Linked DNA regions of Homo sapiens: region 2 is linked to region 1. The links are chromatin loops, found by intact Hi-C in ENCODE. Cell type or tissue: CD14-positive monocyte. All regions are shown on one strand. Links, peaks and the distances in the headings refer to the core of each region. The heading gives the core; the rest is flanking DNA.

Region 1 (4,386 bases), core at 68-4,067:
TGCCAGGCCTCAAGACGGTAGCATCTCAACAGGGGCCTCTGTTGTTTATTTCACTAAGAACTTTATCTAGTGCTTGCAGCACTTCAAAGGACATCTGATCTGTTCATGGCTTTGTTTGGAAGCCTCCATCCTTCCCAGCTGCATCCTCTGGGTGGGAGTCACCGGCGCCTACTACAAAGGGCTTTAACTTATGAGAATCCTGGAGAAGGATCCTGTTCTTTAATAAATTAATGTTCAGTAAGTCTCTAATGTGAGTTTCAAGCCAGGTAATGCTGTCATGCTTGAATATAGGAGAAGGCGCACTCCTGCCCTCCCTGGGGAGGCGGCTCCTCAGACACTCGTGCGGCAGACTCTACTCACCCAGAGAAGCTCAGCGTCCTAGGAGTGAGTTCAATGGTGTTCACCACAGTGAATTCTAAGTGACCTGCACAAACAGAGGGGATTCTGGCAGAGTAACCCGAAAGCTATGGACACGTTTAGTCATCCATGCTTGATCTCAGGCTATGAGAAACCCAGTAAGAAGGTGAAATGGTTACAGAAGGAGGCAGCAGACTCTGGGTTTGAATTCCAGCTTGGATGCATGAGAAGGTTAATCTGAGAGTCAGACTCGTGTTCATACAATGGAGATATAAAACCCAGGGACACTGTGCAGCCTAAAGAAAATAATGAAAATAAAGTAGATGGAAAACAGTAGGCACTCAATAGATGTTTATTGTTCTTTCCCCTTTCTTCACACTACTGCAGTGGTTCTCAAACGCTGGGGTGCATCACAGTCACCCGGAGGGTATGTTAAAATAGTTTGCTGCTCTCATCCTGCCACCTCAGAGTTTGTGAAACTGAAGACTGGCATTTCTAGAGAGTTCCCAGGTGATGCAGATACTGCTAGTCTTGGGACTTCACTCTGAAAACCACTGAGCTACCGGTTCAAAATCCCTGGGTCTGCAGTGCCAGGAGGCCTGGGATGATAAGGACCCTCTTGGATGGAAGATTGGTTGCAGACTTTAACAAAAGTCTCAAAAGTCAACAGACATGATGAATGGTCTGCCTGAGTCTGTTCCTGCCTCCAGCCGGTGTCAGGCTGGCCCCGACCTCTGGGGTGTGCTTTCTAAGGTCCTTGTACTCCTGGACAGAGGTCAGGTTCAGCCCAGTTTTCCAAAGGGAATGGTCCAAGCATGTGCCAGCCCCCGCTGGAAACAAACCACCCTGGCCTTCTGCTGCCACGTGCCAGCAAGCTCCATTAGGAGTGGCCTCAGTTTCTCTGAAAGGGGGTCTCTGTCCCTCTCAAGGCTTTCTGCAAAACAGTCTGTTGGTTCTGAAAGTGCACCAGGGTGCTCCGGCGAGCAGAATGTGGGCAACAGCCCTCAGGGCCCTAGTCGTTCTGCATCATCTCCCGGTCAATTATCCTCTCTCCCAAACACCTTCCCTTCCAGAGTTAGCCGGCTGTCCCGCTGGGTATTTTCTGATGATCCCTCGGTGAAGCAAGGGCCTAATTCCTCTGTGGGGACAAGCACTGCTCTTTTTAAAGTCTCTGTTTGGCCTCATCTCCGAGCCAACAGGCCAGCAGGTGGGAGCCCTGGAGGCCAACAAAAGAATGGCAGGCCACCTCCCTCTTCCAGGCTGGACACCTGGCCAAGGTGTGCCCCAAGTGCAGATCAGCAACCCAGCTCAGGGGCCTCCACTGCCCACCACTGGCTGTGAAAGAGACACACTGCAGACGCCTGCAGAACAAAAGATCTTGCTCATCAAGACGCTGCCTCTCATTTACGTTTTAAAAACTTGTCTTTAAAGGGCGAGAAAAAGAAAAACAAAATTCTGCCTTAAAGGGCAAAAAACAAGTTCACCCACAAACCGTTTACATGAAAAACTTCCTTGTATGGCTCCATGACTCATCAGCCTCATCAAAGCCTGCGCTGGATGACACACGAACGCTCGGGTCCCCCCTTCCTTGCCCAAAGAAACGATGACAACCCACAAACGCCACTTCTTCCTTCGCAGTTTGGGAAGCCACTGTAATGCGTCATTTCTGAGGCTCAGGAAAGACCTTTACCCAGAAGGTGGGGGTGGGGGTGTCTTGAATGTCCCAAAGCCCAAGGCTGGCCCTTATGTAGAGTTGAGGAAGCCCTGGCCAGGGACAGGGGAGTGCAAGGGAAGGCTCGGTGACCCAGGCACATGGTGCAAACCTAGGACCTCCACCTCCCAGCTCTGTAGCCAGGGGCAGCTCACTCCACCCTGGTCCCTGGAGTGTGCTTACAGGCTTCCGTGTTGGGGGGCTGCGAGGCCTGGGCAGCAAACCGCCTTGTACTGCCTCTGGCCTGTGGATAGTAGATGCTCAATAAACCTCTCCTTCCTGTCAGAAACTCAGTCTCCCTATGTGGATGACAGCATTTTCCTAAAGGATCTAAAGTTCCATCCACCTTAAACTCTGCCTGAAGGGAAGACTATGAAACTAGAAAAGAAAATGGTGTGGATTTGTGTGCTACTGCAGACACTGCTGCGACATATATTAAGGAGCATGGAACGGAACCGCGTGGATGATAAAGTCTGCGTGGTGTTTACAAAGGAATATTCATAAGCACTTTCTGAGAAGCCCCGTGCAGCTGCTAACAGTGACTGCCTAGGGGAAAATGGACTTGAAGGAGTAGAGGCCAACTTTTCATTTTATACCTTTCTATACTTTTTAGGACTACCACCTATGTACGTGCATTTTATTTTTGTTAAATGTTCGCAGGGGATATCTGGCAGGACAAGGAACTGGCTGGAAAGGGGCGCGAGGAGATCTTCTGGGTGACGGAGATCCAGGTGGTGGTTACTCAGGTGAGTACAGCAGTCAGAACTCCCTCACACTCAACAGTTAGGGCATGCACATTTTGTCACATGTAGGTAATAGCTTGATTTTTTTACAATTTAAAAGAAGTTAAGAGAGATTTAGGGATAGTGGGAATTTTCTTAGTTCTCTTTGTCCTTTTCGGTATTTTAAAAAGCTTCGTAAGTGCCAGTTTTTAAATGCTCTGTGTCTTAGGGCTCTTGCACACTGCTGGTGCAAGTATACACTGGTGCAACCACTTTGCAAAACTGCAGGGCAGCATCAACGAATGATAATTCAGCTCCCAGGCATATACGCAACAGGACTGTGGACACACATTCACCAAAAGATGTACACTAGAGTGTTTACAATGGTCTATTCGTAACAGCCCCAAACTGGAAAGACCTATCCACAGAATGAACAAGTTAACAGAGTCTAACCAGACAACAGAACACCACCCAGCAAAGTGAATAGACAAACTGCTGCTACACACAACACAGACAAATCATAAGAAGCCAGTCTCAAAAGAGTTCAGGGTGTCTGAGTCCATTTAGATAAAGTTCAAGTATATGCAAAGCTCACCTGTGCTGCTAGAAGTCAGGATAGCAGTGGCTGCCCATGGTGGGGAGGAGGGGCCCAGGTGAATGGTAACTCTTTTTGATTTGTACCCTTTTCTAGATGTATTTTATCCTTCAATGAGAAGTTTATTTCGAAAACGTCCTGTGTCTCTTCCAAAGATAGCTCCAGCTGGGCAAAGTGGCAGCTCTGTGGGCTCCAACGGAAGAGGCCAAAAGGCCCATCCTCCTCCTGTCCCCTGGGTTCAATTCACAGCCCTGCCTGTCTCTAGCTGTGTGATCCTGGACGTGCCTCTCTGCTTCCTCAGCTCCTGCTTCAAGACAGGCCTAACCAAATTTTGAGAAGTCCCCAGCAGAGCTCCCGACCCTAGTAGGTGCCTAGTAATTGTTTTTCTCTCCCTCTACTGTAACGAAAGCCTGCGAGACATGAGCTCTCTTTCCCAATGCTCCCGGCCCTCTGCCACTTGTTAGTTTCAATCCCTGAAGCAGCCCTGGTTACTAGTTATGGGGTCCCTGATGACCCACTGTGGGGCTTGGGCTGTGGCTGGGAGATGCTGGAGACTGTGGCCCTCGCGGGGGACTGGCAGCCTGGCCCCAAAAGGTTTCCCATTTGGATTGAACACGTGCACAAAGAGGCTGCCAGGCTGGACTCACCAGCTGCACCTCCCACTGAGGGCCCCTCCTGCAGTCTTGGAGTGGGCTGGGCCCCCTGCCTCTGGGGAAAGCCCCTCCTTTCACAGTTCTCCACTGAATCCCTTTGATCCCCTCTTAAGAGGTCACAAAGCCCTCTTTGACTGAGTGCCAGAAATTAATCTGGATAGAATTCCTGCCTTTTCAACCTGGATGAAGCAGGCAGGTGGCTGGGCCTGGAAGGGGATCAAGGCCGACTCCCGCCCATCCTTGCCTCCCCACCATTCTGCCTTCCTTCTCGGAGGGTAGGACCCTCCAAGAATGGACCCACGGTGCCTGCCTGGAAGTTCCACAGAAGCTTCTGTGAGAAAACCCCAC
Region 2 (4,386 bases), core at 244-4,243, 200 kb after region 1:
AGGATTTTTTTTTTTTTGAAACAGATTCTTGCTCTGTTGCCCAGGCTGGAGCACAGTGGCACCATCTTGGCTCACAGCAGCCTCTGCCTCCCGGGTTCAAGCAATTCTCCTGCCTCAGCCTCCCGAGTAGCTGGGATTACAGGGGTGCACCACCACACCCGGCTAACTTTTGTATTTTTAGTAGAGACTGGGTTTCACCATGTTGGCCAGGCTGGTCTCGAACTCCTGAGCTCAAGTGATCCACCTGCCTCGGCCTCCCAAAGTGCTAGGATTACAGGCGTGAGCCACGATGCCCGGCCTTTGTTTTTTTTTGTTTGTTTGTTTTTTGTTTTTGTTTTTTTTTTTTTGAGACAGGGTCTCGCTCTTTTGCCCTGGCTGGAGTGCAATGGTGTGATCATAGCTCACTGCAGCCTCAACCTTCCAACCTCAAGCAATCCTCCTGCCTCAGCCTCCCAAGTAGCTGAGACTATAGGCTTGCAGCACAGACTGGGCTAACATTTTTTGTTTGTTTAATAAACAAAACGTTTTTTGTTTCTCTAACATTTTTTGTTTAACAAACAAAATATTTTTTGTTTCTCTCACATTTTTTTTTGTTTTTTAGTAGAGATGGGGCTTCACTGTGTTGCTCAGGCTGGTCTTGAACTCCTGGGCTCAAGAGATGCTCCTTGCTGGGCCCGGTGGCTCATGCCTATAATCCCAGCAATTTGGGAGGCCGAGGCAGGTGGATTTCTCAAGATCAGGAGTTCAAGACCAGCCTGGTCAACATGGTGAAACCCCGTCTCTACTAAAAATACAAAAAAAACTAGCCGGGCATGGTGGCGGGTGCCTGTAATCCCAGCTACTTGGAAGGCTGAGGCAAGAGAATTGCTTGAACCCAGGAGGTGGAGGTTGCAGTGAGCAGAGATCACGCCATGGAACCCCAGCCTGGGCGACAGAGTTAGACTCCATCTCAAAAAAAAAAAAAAAGAGAGATCCTCCTGCCTCAGCCTCCCAAAGTGCTGGAATTATAGGTGTGAGCCACCATGCGCAGCCTGAGCACGGAGGCAACTCGCAGCTTTGAGTCTGTACTTGGTATTTACCTCTTTGAAAGGAGAAGTGCTAAAGGGGCCATCAATACATACTAATTCTAGCAGCCATGTCACTCTTACTTATCCCCAGGAAGAGATCAGCAAGCTAGAACATTTTTCTTGCCAGGGCTAAAAAAAAAAAAATTTTAAATCTATAGGGGTCTTCTGGGGTACCCCTATTTTTTTTTTTTTCAGACAGAGTCTCACTCTGTCACCAGGCCAGACTGCAGTGGCATAATCTCAGCTCGTTGCAACCTCTGCCTCCCGGGTTCAAGTGATTCTCCTGCCTCAGCCTCCCGAATAGCTCGGACGATAGGCACCTACCACCATGCCCAGCTAATTTTTGTATTTTTAGTAGAGACAGGGTTTCACCATGTTGGCCACCATGGTCTCTATCTATTGACCTCGTGATCCACCAGCTTCAGCCTCCCAAAGTGCTGAGATTACAGGCGTGAGCCATTACGACCAGCCCCACCCTGTCTCTTTTGCAGGTAGGGAGAACTAAGGCTCAAAGAAGGGAAGAAGAAGCCTTCCCCAAGACCACACGGGTGACAGATGGCAAAACCAGGTTCGGCATTCCTGGCCCCCCAGCTCAGACCTCCCCCAACTGATCTCCTCCTTTTTTCCTCTGGCCTCTGATGGAGCCTGCCAAAGGCCTGTGTATTTCTCACCTGCCTGCTTATCATCTAAGTTAGTGGTGACAAGTCCCTGGGGAGGTTCATTTTCCTCCTGTTCCATCTGCCCCAGCCCCTTGAAACCCTGCTGCGCACTCTGCCTTGCTCCCTGATGATGTGTGCTGTTGCTTCCACCAGCTCTTGGGAGTTCTGCAACTTTCCACACCTTTCCTGGTGCTTTCTCTGGGCCTCCCTCCTGGTGTCACCATCCTCAGCCCTAGAGAAGGCTCTGAGCCTTGTCCCTTGCCCTGGTTCCACTGCAGCCATTTCCCTGGAGCCCCTCTGGCTCAGGTTCGCACTCCCTTCCCCCTTGCTCCACCACCTTCAGCTGCCCGATGCTGGCAAATCTTCCCATTGGCCAATTGCCTGGGGCAAGCCCAGCAAAGAGTGCAGACAAACCCCCTGGTGGCCACAAAACAATGTGGCCATAACAAGTCTAGGAACTCTTTAAAAAAATTTTTTTTTTCAAAAATGATATATTTTTGGCCAGGCTCTCACGCCTGTAACCCCAGCACTTTGGGGAGCCGAGGCAGGCGGATCACTTGAGGTCAAGAGTTCAAGACCAGCATGGACAACATGGAGAAACCCTGTCTCTACTGAAAATACAAAAATTATCCAGGCATGGTGGTGGGCGCCTGTAATCCCAGCTACTCAGGAGGCTGAGGCAGGGGAATTGCTTGAACCCAGGAGTCAGAGATTGCAGTGAGCCGAGATGGTGCAACTGCACTCCAGCCTGGGCAACAGAGCAAGACTCCATCTCAACGAGAAAAAAGAGAGACTTTTTTACTTGGAAAAATAAGAAGATACAGATAAATTAAAAAGCCAATAATAATCAGTTCAAGAATATTAATTAGGTACATACTATAGTCTAAACACTATGTACTTAGCTTATTTGGTCCTCAAAATAAGAGAAATTCTATAGGGCAATGACATAGTGTCTTCAACAAATAAATGGCAAGAAAAAAATGTGAAAGGGGGATAGTATTTTGGATGAAAAGAGACTTAAAAGGATTATGGACTGTAGAGAAACAGGCAGATGGATGGAGGACAGAACAGCTGCAGTAATGGGTTAATAGCTGCGTCTAGGGGCTTATTCAGGTGCTCGCTGTAGAATTCATTCCCGTTTGCTGTAGATTGAAAATTGACCTAATAAAATGCTGGGGTTTGGAGGAGGATCTATCAGCCGAACATAATGTGAGGGCTTTGTGGATCTTGATTGAAACAAATCACATGTAAAAAGACATTTATGGGATAATGGAGGATGAATGAACAGTGATTAGATATTAGATGTTATTAGGAAATTGCTTAGAAAAATTATACGTACGTGTATTAATGATATCATAGAAATTTTTTAATTTTTAACAGAGTCTCCAGGCTTGGGATTTGCTTGAAAATAACCAGTAGGGATGAGGCTGGGGAGGTAGAGATGAAACAAGATTGGCAATTCACTGATAATTGTTGAAGATGGGTGCTGGATAATGGAGGTTCATTAACTATTCCTTCTTCTTTTGTCAACAGCTGAAAATTCTGATAATAAAAAATTAAAACCTGGGCAACATGGCGAAACCCTCTCTCTACAAAAAACACAAAAATTAGCGGGGCATGGTGGCGTGTGCCTGGAACCCCAGCTGCTTGAGGGGCCGAGGTGGGGGGATCACTTGAGCCTGGAAGATAGAGGCTGCAGCGAGTTGTAATCAAGCTGTGATCATGCCACTATGCTCCAGTGACAGAATGAGACCCTCTCTCAAAAAACAAAACAAAACAAAACAAAACAAAACAAAAAAAAACTATGAGGTAGGCGCTATTATTTTGCAGCCGAGGACACTGAAATGAGGTCTAGAGGTGTCGAGTAATTTACCCAAGATTCCCTCTGTCACCACATCCCTGAATGTAGATTAAAAAAAAAAAAAATTCCTGCCTGTCATCCCATCACCTCCTCTTAACATCTTGATGGAGATCCTTCTAGATCTATGCATATAAAAGGACTTTAAATGGCTAGAAAATGTACATACTGCATGAGTCTACCCTTGTGCACCACCAATGACGCTAGTGTGTCCTTGAGCATAAATTTCTGATGTAGAGCTACGAAAAGGAAGTAACACATACGGAGCGCCTGTTCTGAGCTAAGCACTCTCACTGCACCACTTAGAAGAGCCTCATTAATCCTCCGGCAACTCTGGCAGGTGAGCACCATGGTCTCCATTTTTACAGAGAAGGAAGCAAACTCAGGAAGGAGAACTGCCTTGCCCAAGGTCACAGCGCTAATAATTGATGTAGAGTCAAGGGTTGGTGATGGGACTTGACTTTATTAAACACCTGCTTCTCCTCTTGACTGTAACCTTCAGGAAGGCGGCCATCTTGTCTGCTTTCTTGGGCCTGTTGTCCTGGAGCCTGAACAGGATTAATAAATATTCCTGGCCGGATGCGGTGGCTCACGCCTGTAATCCCAGCACTTTGGGAGGCTGAGGCGGGCGGATCACGAGATCAGGAGATGGAGACCATCCTGGCTAACACGGTGAAACCCCGTCTCTACTAAAAATACAAAAATTAGCCGGGCGTGGTGGCAGGCGCCTGTAGTCCCAGCTACTCGGGAGGCTGAGGCAGGAGAATAGCGTGAACCGGGGAGGCGGTGTTTGCAGTGAGCT

What was found. Peaks named below come from ENCODE experiments on the same cell type or tissue, not always from the same donor. Only the 100,000 strongest peaks of a DNase experiment are listed, where the experiment ranks them.
Region 2: it touches region 1 in a loop (4-fold over the local background); 12 of 110 quality-filtered maps call a loop at or near these places.

What each region holds. Positions count from the first base shown.
Region 1 is chr16:81,630,552-81,634,937 of GRCh38, reverse strand. All of the region lies in intron 3 of CMIP (c-Maf inducing protein), which reads right to left. LOC105371362 (a long non-coding RNA gene) reads left to right here. Exons shown (of 4, transcript XR_007065138.1): 2 at 2,729-2,814; 3 at 3,482-3,748. Among named protein-coding and RNA genes, the nearest start is that of MIR6504, 21 kb to the right of the region's middle. RefSeq lists enhancers at 37-877, 878-1,717. In CD14-positive monocyte, for the core only: no CTCF peak of the experiment used is centred there; a DNase peak (open chromatin) is centred at 2,007; H3K4me3 peaks cover 428 bases; H3K27ac peaks cover 3,665 bases.
Region 2 is chr16:81,426,889-81,431,274 of GRCh38, reverse strand. No RefSeq gene overlaps it. Among named protein-coding and RNA genes, the nearest start is that of CMIP, 16 kb to the left of the region's middle. In CD14-positive monocyte, for the core only: CTCF peaks have their summits at 1,949 and 2,149; a DNase peak (open chromatin) is centred at 2,114.